Regions from separate parts of the Mus musculus genome. Here region 1 is linked to region 2. Evidence: chromatin loops called from intact Hi-C (ENCODE). Cell type or tissue: left cerebral cortex. All regions are shown on one strand.

Evidence for each region. Hi-C counts contacts between places; a loop is a spot of excess contacts. Peaks named below come from ENCODE experiments on the same cell type or tissue, not always from the same donor. Only the 100,000 strongest peaks of a DNase experiment are listed, where the experiment ranks them.
Region 1: a loop joins it to region 2, with 3.0 times the contacts of the local background. A loop is called at or near these places in 2 of 42 quality-filtered maps.

The regions. Positions count from the first base shown.
Region 1 is chr6:12,123,118-12,128,117 of GRCm38, forward strand. No RefSeq gene overlaps it. Among named protein-coding and RNA genes, the nearest start is that of Gm35961, 42 kb to the right of the region's middle. In left cerebral cortex, a CTCF peak has its summit at 2,445 (motif pointing left); DNase peaks (open chromatin) are centred at 122 and 2,460.
Region 2 is chr6:12,032,039-12,037,038 of GRCm38, forward strand. The region is part of intron 16 of Phf14 (PHD finger protein 14); the gene reads left to right. Among named protein-coding and RNA genes, the nearest start is that of Phf14, 110 kb to the left of the region's middle. In left cerebral cortex, no CTCF peak of the experiment used is centred here; a DNase peak (open chromatin) is centred at 2,704.

The DNA.
Region 1 (5,000 bases), 91 kb after region 2:
GTGCCAAGAAATGGGGGGCAGGAAAGCTTGGGAGCTGGCTCAGTGGGTAAAGCGCCTGCAAATGTGAACAACAGAGTTCAAATCCCCAGTACTCATGTGAGCGCTCTGTGGATGGGACGGCTGCCAGCACGTGGGAAGTAGCCACAGGAATCCTGGAGTAAGTGTCAAGCTACTACAGCAGGAATGTATGAGCTTGGGTTCAGCAAGAGACTCTATCTCAACGAATGAAAGAGGAAAATGATAAGCAAAGATTCTTGATATCAACTTCAGGCCTCTACACAGATATGCGCGCACACACACAAAAACACATATGTATGTATATATACACATACATGTGCAAAAATAAAAAGGAATTGAAGTATTGAAGTAAAAAGTAAGTGGTGTGGCTATGTGGAACAGTCATAAAATACCTAGAGATGCTAGGCACAGTACTTATTGACAACCATCAACCACAGGGAACAAATCACTTAACTTCAACTGCCCTTCCTGGTTGTTTGGGCAAGAAGCTATTACAATGCTAGTGTGAGAAACTTAACTGTATTTAAGTCACTTCTATTCTTAAGAAGTAAGACTTGGGGTGCTTCTTGCTCTCCTTTGTATCTAAGACATCACTCATAGTATGAAAAACCAGGAGATCTAGAACATGTGGGAAATAGATGTTCAGTTCTTGGAAAATATGGGAGTTGAGAAGCCACCATATTCTGAGACCACGCCTCTGTTAATGAGGCCTCTACATAACTGCTATTGTGAGCTTTTGTTGATTGAAGACCACTTTATAAAATGGGTCATATTCCTGCTTCACTGGTATTTTAGGGCACGATCTTCAACTCAGGCTATGCTAGATACTGGAGATATGATGATGGAAGAATATGTTTTCATAGAGTTTGCAATCTATCCAGGAAAATAAATACATGACTAAGGAGTTATGATGGAGCTTATAATTGTAGCACAGCAAAAAGGAACAGGTTCCAGTAACCAGGAGCACACACTGACATTCTGGACTGGGAAACACTCTGATGTGTTAATGAAGCTGAAGATATCTACCATATAGACCCCATCCTCAGTGTTTACCAAGATGGTTTATACGGTGTTGTAAACTCAGAATGTAATGACACTTTGTTCTTAGAATAAAGTGAAGCCCTGAAGAATCTTGTGAATTCATTTAATAAATACCTCCCATTTTCCTTTCTGAGAGGCCTTTTGTTTCTGCATTTAACACCATCATAAACATATCTGTGCCCTCTTGAATATTTTTTTAATTAGCTAATTGAGGAAAAATGTCTTTGAATACTGAACAAGAAACAATGGATTCAGATCACCTAGAAAATGTATTAGGGAATATTGAGGCAAATATTAGCAGCTCTCAGTGAACACACAGGAGCTTTTGATGCCAGGAGAGCCCTCCTTCTCTTGCTATAGTCTATACTTCAATCCAATCTTACCTTAGCTTAAATAATTCATATGGAGAACAATAGGCCTGCCCATGTTAATGATGCATCAAAAAGAAAATGGCTTGGGGTGGAAAGATGGCTCAGTGGTTAAGAGCACTGGCTGCTCTTGCAGAAAACCCAGACTTGGTTCCCAGTACACACATAGTGACTCACAACAATCCGTGACTCTATTTCATGAGCTCCAATGTTTTCTTCTGTCCTTTGTGGGCATCAGGAGGGTATGTGGTGCATAAACATAGATAAAAGCAAAATGCTCATACACGTGAAAAATAAAAATTATGAATAAATAAACCGAGGAGGAAGAATACATAATAAAAATGCATCATGAAATTCACAAATAGTTAATAAAATATTAATTTACAAAGCAAATAGATACAGTAGGTACGCAGAACAGAATATGCACATGTGATTCTCCATTTGCTCTTCTTTGAATGTGTATCAGTTGCTTTTCTCATTGTTTAAATCAGGAACAGGACAGGAAGCATCTAAAGTGAGGATGGACTCGGTCTGACTTACAGTTTGAAGGTATGGTCCACCGTGGTGGGGAAGTATTTGAGACTGTGAGCCGCACAGGGCTGTGGCTGCGGAAACATGGTGGGGTGTTACATCTCTACAGGAAACGAAGCTGGGCAGGACAGGAAGACAGGGACCACTATAAACCTCAAGCCACTCCTCCAGCTAGCCCCACCTCTCAGAGACTCTGAAACCTCCCAGTAGAGTACCACCAGCTGGGTTTCAGTATTCAAACACATGAATTAACAAAAGCAGGCTGTCTGCTTTAATGCATCCCATTCAGGTTCTCTTTCATCGCACAGTAAGAGGCGAGCGGAGGGAAGGCAATAGGTAGTCCTAGTCCAATAAAACAAAATAAAATTATAAAATAAAGAGCACAAATGTTCTGTGTCAATTTTGTTTGATAGCCCAGTGTCTTCAGAATGAGAGCTCTGCAGTTTCCAGAGGGCTGTAGACTAGAATTAGTCTCTCGCCATCTGCTGGATTGAGACCGGCTTTGCAGTGCTTCGGTTCCGTGGTGAGGAAAGGATTATAGGACACATTTAATGTCTTTCCTGCTGCCGGCCAGAGATAGAGTACGCCCTTGTTTCTCAACTTGTAGTCGTTTCCTGTGAGTGCAGTGTCTCTTCCCCTTTGTCTTTACTGCTACAAAGTCAGACTCAAATGAAAATTCCATTTATGTTTCGAACCTGACGTGTATAAAACATGGCCTCTACAGACAAATGATATTCAGGGAGATGATGGTGCTTTGGGCTTGAGCTTCACCCTCAAGCTTGTTTAGATGACTGTGTTCAGCCAGGGGGCAAAATGTGCTCAAAAATCCAAACTACTGATCTTGTTTTGTCTTGTCTTTTTTTTTTTTAACTCCTCTTTGCTTTTTCTTTTCTTTTCTTCTCTTCTCCTCTCCTCTCCTCTCCTCTCCTCTCCTCTCCTCTCCTCTCCTCTCCTCTCCTCTCCTCTCCTCTCCTCTCCTCTCCTCTTTTCTTTTTTTCCTTGCAAACATCTTGTAGATAAAACCTTGTGTTCTCGCAAGGTTTATTCTCACAAATGCACTGTATGTGATCTGAGAAAGAAGATATCTCAGTAAAGAAGTGGACTAGCCGAACAAGGGACACTTATATTATCAGGTTTATGGGAAAATCAAATATATATATATATAACTTTTGAGAGATAATTAGGCTGTTTTTAAAATCAAATAATTGTTTGTTCACAGGGTGGGATGAAGTTGAAGACCACTTCCTCGTGGTACATAGACGGAGGTAGGGTCAGTGCTGTTTTAGGGAAGGGAATATTGAGTATGAGGAGATGGTGCTCAGGGATGAGAGACTTCATGGGCTTTAGACTTGGAGGCGCAGGCACATTTACATGACAAACAAATGTTGCCAGTAGTTTTTGTTTGTTTGTTTAATTGATTGATTGGTTTTTAAAAGATAGTGGCCTTCTACGTTTGAAGCCCAGATTCCAACCCAGCATTTATCTGCCCCAGCCTCCCAGGAAGCTGTGCTGCAGAAGCCTGGGGTAGCCTCCCTCAGCCTTGAAGCAGGCTGGTCCAGACTTTGATCTTGCTGCCACTAAGAAGGAGATTACTTAGGGTAGAGCCTTCTGACCTTGATGGCTCTATTTGCTCTTCTCCAAGACTCTGCTTCCCGCTGAAAGGTCCTTGAGATGTTCCAGAGACACACCCTGTAGATCGCCTACGGGCTGGCTCCAGGCACCAAGAATGGGCTGGCGGGGGATGGGCCTACCTTCTTTATAAGCAAGGACTCTCAGTAAACCTCAGGGTCTTTGAACAGCAAGGTTTGTCTTGGCCACGTTCTTTTCTCGCTGTCTGATCAGGGGAACCCAGTTTCATGTGGCTGCAGGCGGCTACAGCCTGGTGCCCTGCTCAGTTGGCTAGAATGATTTCTATGCTAAAGACTTGCTACCAAGGTCACTTTTCACTTTGTTTCCCCTTTCCTACCCTAGCTCTCACTAACCCAGCAGGCACTTTCTATGTAACCCAGGCTAGCCTCAAATTCATGGCAATGCTCCTATATAGTGTCCTAAGCCTGGGGGCAGGAACAACAATACCTTAGCCCTTTGTCAGTTTGTGGAAATGCCCACTGTACTTCCTACTAGACATGCAGGTTCCACAGAGACAAGTTATGAACAGACATGGATTTGAGGCAAGAATTTGTGGGGTCTTTTGGAAAACACCAAGTCAGACAGCAGGCTATCAATTCATTCTCTGATGGAGGTCAGAGGTCAGCTGGAAAGGCAGCTTGAGAGAGTGTAGGTCTAGAGTCTGGGGACCTAAGAACTGACAGCTTGCTGCAATTTTGTTATGTAAGACCAGTTATTCAAGAACAGATCAGTTAAATCTCACATTTCCTTCTTGTCTGTCACTGGGGTTAGCCACTCTCACAGATGTAGATGACAAGAGGAAGGCAGCTGTAACGGAATACAGTGTTATATCTTGGGAAAACTTCTGTTTTTGCCCATTTTCAGTTAACTTCGGTACTGGGTCACATTAGAGATGTCATCCCAACACCTCATCATGTTATATAACTTGATCGAGAAGAGAGTGAGTTGTACGAGACTTGGGATAGAAGTAGAAAATATATGTTTGAACAACTATGGGTGAAAACTCTGAAATGAGACAATTTCTAAAGGTCACTTATTATTAGAACAACCCTTAACATGTTTGGGAGAGTAATAGAAAGGGCATATGAGCAAATGAAGGGTAAGGAAGTAAATTCTATCTTTGCTAATAGCTGCCACTTGTATCATTGTATGTACATCCATGATGCCTTAGAAGGATATTCCTTTGTGCCAATAAATGGCAGGAATAGAACAGTTTCTTCTCTTAGCAGACATGATCCATTGTGCAGTCAGTGTTTGTGAATGCTACTCCTCTGTGAATGCCAATGAACTAAAGAAATCCCATCTAAATCACCAGCCCCTGTGACATGCACATTATAACATTGGTGCACATCATCTCCAAAAGCAGAAGAGAATATGTTGACAAGCTATGCTCAGATGAGAATCTATTCATGG
Region 2 (5,000 bases):
GTATCCATTCTGTTAGTCAGCGTCTTTTGGGAGCATGGGACCACTGATGTTGAGAGGCATCATTGAATAGTTTTGTTGAGTTCTGTTCATTTTCTTGTTTGGCATGTGATTACTGTCATTTTGTTGTTGCTGTTGTTATTTTTGTGGTAGTGATGGTGGTGGTGGTGGTAGTGTGTGTGTCTGTGTGTGTGTGTCTGTGTGTCTGTGTGTGTCTGTGTGTGTGTGTCTGTGTGTGTGTGTGTGTGTGTGTGTGTGTGTGTCTGTGTGTGTCTGTGTGTGTATGTGTGTGAAGAAGTAGTTGTGAGTCATGATTTTTACTTATTCATATTTTGTATATGAATCTAAAATTATCCTAAATGTGCTTTATTAATTAAAAATATATAAATAGCAGTAAGTAGAAACATGTTTTAAGGTTTTTCAAACTATCTAAAATTCAATACATAGAGACATGTATATACATACACTATATATATATATATATGCATATACATATTTGTGTGTGAGTGTGTAGTTGTATTACTAGAATTTAGAGACACTTTTTTTAAAATTTATTAGATATTTTCTTTATTTACATTTCAAATGTTATCCCCTTTCCTGGTTTCCCCTCCAAAAAACCCCTATTCCATCCACCCTCCCCCTCCTTCTAAGACTGTGTTCCTTCCACCCACCCACCCATTCCCACTTCCCTGTCCTGGCATTCCTCTACACTGGGGAATAGAACCTGTATAAGACCAAGAGCCTCTTCTCCCATTGATGTCCCACAAGGCATTCCTCTGCTACATATGCGGCTGGAGCCATGAGTCCCTCCATGTGTACTCTTTGGTTGGTGAGTTAGCCCCTGTGAGCTCTGGGTAGTCTTGGTCGATATTGTTGTTCTTCCTATGGGGTTGCAAACCCCTTCAGCTCCTTCAGTCCTTTCTCTAACTCCTTCATTGGGGACCCCATTGGGGACCCTGTGCTCAGTCCAATGGTTGGCTGTGATCATCTGTCTCTGTATTTGTCAGGTTCTGTCAGAGTCTCTCAGGAGACAGCTATGTCAGGCTCCTGTCAGCAAGCACTTCTTGGCATCCATAATAGTGTGTGGGTTTGGTAACTGTATATGGGATGGATCTCCATGTCAGGCAATCTCTGGATGGCCTTTCCTTGGGAGACACTTTTTAAATATCACTTCAAATAGCATTAATTCTTTTAACTTGTAGACATGCAAATTCTCATAAACTCATATATATTTGTTTATATTATGTATTTTAAGTAAACATAGAGTAATATATCCCTAGGGCCTTTTCAAGCATCCTTAGTATTATTTACCTCTGTTCCTTCCTTTCTCTGTGTGTTGCCTTTCTTCCCTCTCCTCGGCTAAAGTCTGCTGCTCCAGTTTTTGCCGTGTTCCCCATCACAGTCCTTGTGTCCTTCTATCTTCTAATCGAAAGTTCCACTATCCCCCCAAAAGGTCCATTAAATGTCCCTGGACTCTGAGGTGGTTCCAGGTTATATATGTTTATCTAAAGATTTGTATCCAATAAGGCAATGGCATTTGTCTTTCAGGTTCTGTATTATTTCTGCACAACTTTTTCTAGGTCCTTTTTTTATCTGCAATTTTCATAATTTCATTTTTCTGTGTAGGTAAGTGGAATTTCATTGTATGTATGTACTTCCTTTTCATTGTCCAGTCATCAATTGAAGAACATTTAGGCTTTTTCCATTTCCTAGATACTGTGAATAGAACAGGGAGCCCAGCTACAGCAGATATCTGTGAAGCAAGATAGCAAGCTCTTTTATATAGGTCAAGGAGTAGTATATGCAACTCATATGATAGATTACTTTATCTTTCTGAAAATTCTCCACACTGATTCCATTGAGGTTGCACACACAGAAAAGAACAAATGAAAAAGAAAAGAACCTGAACAAATGGTACTGGGAAAACTGGCTCTCTATGTGTAGAATGCAGTTAGACCTGTATCTGTCATCTTGTTACAAAAATAAAACAAAGCAAAACAACGGATGTAAGAACTTATGTAAAAACAAAATGCTGATATTACTAGAAGATAGCATAAGTTGTACCCTAGAAAATATAGATATGTAGGAAAATACTTTGGGAATAGAACTCCATTCACTCCGAATTAAGGCAACAACTCCCAAATGGCACCACAAAACACTGAGGAGTTTTGGTGCAACAAAAGAGACAAGTGAAGATGAAGTCCACAGAGTAGGCAAGAACTTTGCCAGCAGCACATCATATAGAGGATTAATACTCATAATATAAAAAGTAATAATAATAGTAATAAAACATATGCAAAGAATCAGATGATCAGGTAGGAAGTGGGCTCTGGATTTGAATAGACAGTTCACAGAAGAAAGAAATAAAAATGGCTACAACACATCTCAGAATATGTTGAACATCCTTAGTGATTAGGGGAAAGCAACTTAAAACTTCTTTGAGATTGCATCTTTCTTCTGTAAGAAGAGCTCTGATCAATAGAACAGCTGACAAATGCTGATGGAGATGTGAGGGGAAGGGAACTATGATTCACTGTTTGATCAGTGTTGGAAGGCAGTATACAATGCTTTCTTTCTGTTGCTAGTCTTTCCCTGAGTTTAGTAACTCTGTTAACACCACTTCCTAGAACCTCTGGTTCTGTCTTTTGCCCAAGAAAATGGCCAGAATTTGAGCTCTCTGTATTGAGATCATTGAGGAATTTCCTGCAGTGTCTTGGCTGCTATTCAGGTCGGGTGTTTTTCCTTGCCGTGCCTCATCAGACATGCAGTGCCTGAGTGCACCATCGAAATGTCTTTTTCCAAAGCAGCCTTGAATGCTTATTGAACATTTTAGGACAGACGAGAGCTTATAGCACCAAAGAATGCAAGGAGTAATATTGCCCTCTTTCCATCACTGTTCTTAAACATTTTTCAACATCCCTGCCACTCAAAATGTTTTCCTGGTGCTTTTGACCTGCCTTGCTTTATAAAAAGTAGAACTTAGTGATTTAAAGTCGTCAATGGAATTAAAGTTAGGGATTTTGTTGTTGTTGTTGTTGCATCATGAGAAGACTAGATTCTGAGAAAAGAATTAGAAAATAAACAGAATTCCTTAAAGGAATCCTTATACTTAAAGGTGGTTTTTAAAGGATATGTTCCTGTTAGGAAAGATTAGGAAAAGGATATTCAATTTTCAAAGCATTCATGTCTGTTAAAGTTTTTGAAAATTTGGGGGTTAAAAACAAAATGTTCACTTACCATGACCTTTCCCTAATTTTTATTAAAATGAACCTAATTTTTCTAATCAGGTTAATTTAAGGATATTGTTAGACATGTAGAAGAACTAAACCAGCCCACCACATTTAATATTTATGGTGTGACTTAATTTTATCATGTTCTCTTATCATTTTAATAATTACTGTATAATTTTTAGATGTCCAGGAAAGCTAAACCTTTAAGTAAATTTGTGTGACTCATATTTTATGTTATCATTAATTATAATTAATTCATTATGATTGCATAAAATGACTGCAAGAAGATTTTTAAAAATCTAGACGCTTATATATGGTTTACATATATGTAGTCAATTTCCATAGTTAATTATATAGTTTCTGGGATATTAAATTGTAAGTAGGATAAATCTTGTTGGTTTTTTTTTGGTTTTTTGTTTTTGTTTTTTTTGTTGTTGTTGTTGTTTTTGTTTTTGTTTTGAGTCAAGGTTTCTCTGTGTAGCTCTGGCTGTCCTGGAACTCACTCTGTAGACCAGGCTGGCCTCGAACTCAGAAATCCGCCTGCCTCTGCCTCCCAAGTGCTGGGATTAAAGGCATGTGCCACCACTGCCTGGCAAATCATGTTTTCAAATACATTTAACAGTGAAATGTTTGTTTTATTTATTTATCTACTTAAAAAGATTAATTTTGAATTTTTGACTTACTTTCCATTGTATATTTATATTATTAATTTACACATGATCATTTATTACATTTATCGATATTTATATTCTTCATGTAGCAAAAGTGCTTCTCCTTAGGGCTCGAGAGAGGCCTGTCTGTGAAATGCTTCTTGTGTAAGGATGAAGACTTGAGTTCCAATCCTCAGGTCCCATATATAAATTGAGTGTGGAAGGGCATGCTTGTAATCCCAGCTTGTAATCTCCTGAAGACAGAAACAGGAGAATCCAGGGGTTTACTGGCCAGCCAACTGATACCAATCAGTGAACAACAGGTTTAGTGAGGGATTTCCATCTCAAGAAAATAAATAACAATTATAATGAGTTGGAGAGTAATTGAGGAAGACACCTGATTTCAGACTGTAGCCTCCACACACATTTGCACACTCACCCATCCATATTTATGTGCACACACATATACATACATAAACACACAAACAAATATACATTCAGAGAGAGAAATATTTAAGCATGCAGGATGGAATCTCTAACCAGTTCTGTTACTGTTAAAATGGATTACCTTGAATTAAGTTGACTTGTCATTTTGTCGTCTATCATTTTTTAAATTTAGAGATTCCAAAACAAAACAATATGCAAATCAGACAATAATCTGGAAATTCATATCTGACCATTCATTTAGGACTTGCATTCTCTCCCTGCATTGACTTGAAGCAACATAGAACAAATGTGTGTTAGAGAGGGATAGTCAAGTCTCTTGTGGTATGTAAGTGCTCTAGTCAGAAATGGACAGTTTCTCTCCAAGGGCGCTATCGTGTTTTCTCTTAAAATTTTCAATTCTTAAAACCCCAAGACAAATTTAATCTAATACAGTTTAGTATTAGAACCCAAATACATAGTTTTTTTTTATTTTATTTATTTCCTGTATTCTAAATGAACATCATATTTTATCCATTATTTGTCTATCAGGAGTTTAACTTTATATTGGCTTTGTTTTTAATCCATAAAAATATATCATTTTGGCCGGGCAGTAGTGTCACAAGCCTTTAATCCCAACACATGGATGGCAGAGGCAGGGGGATTTCTGAGTTAAAGGCCAGCCTGATCTACAGAGTGA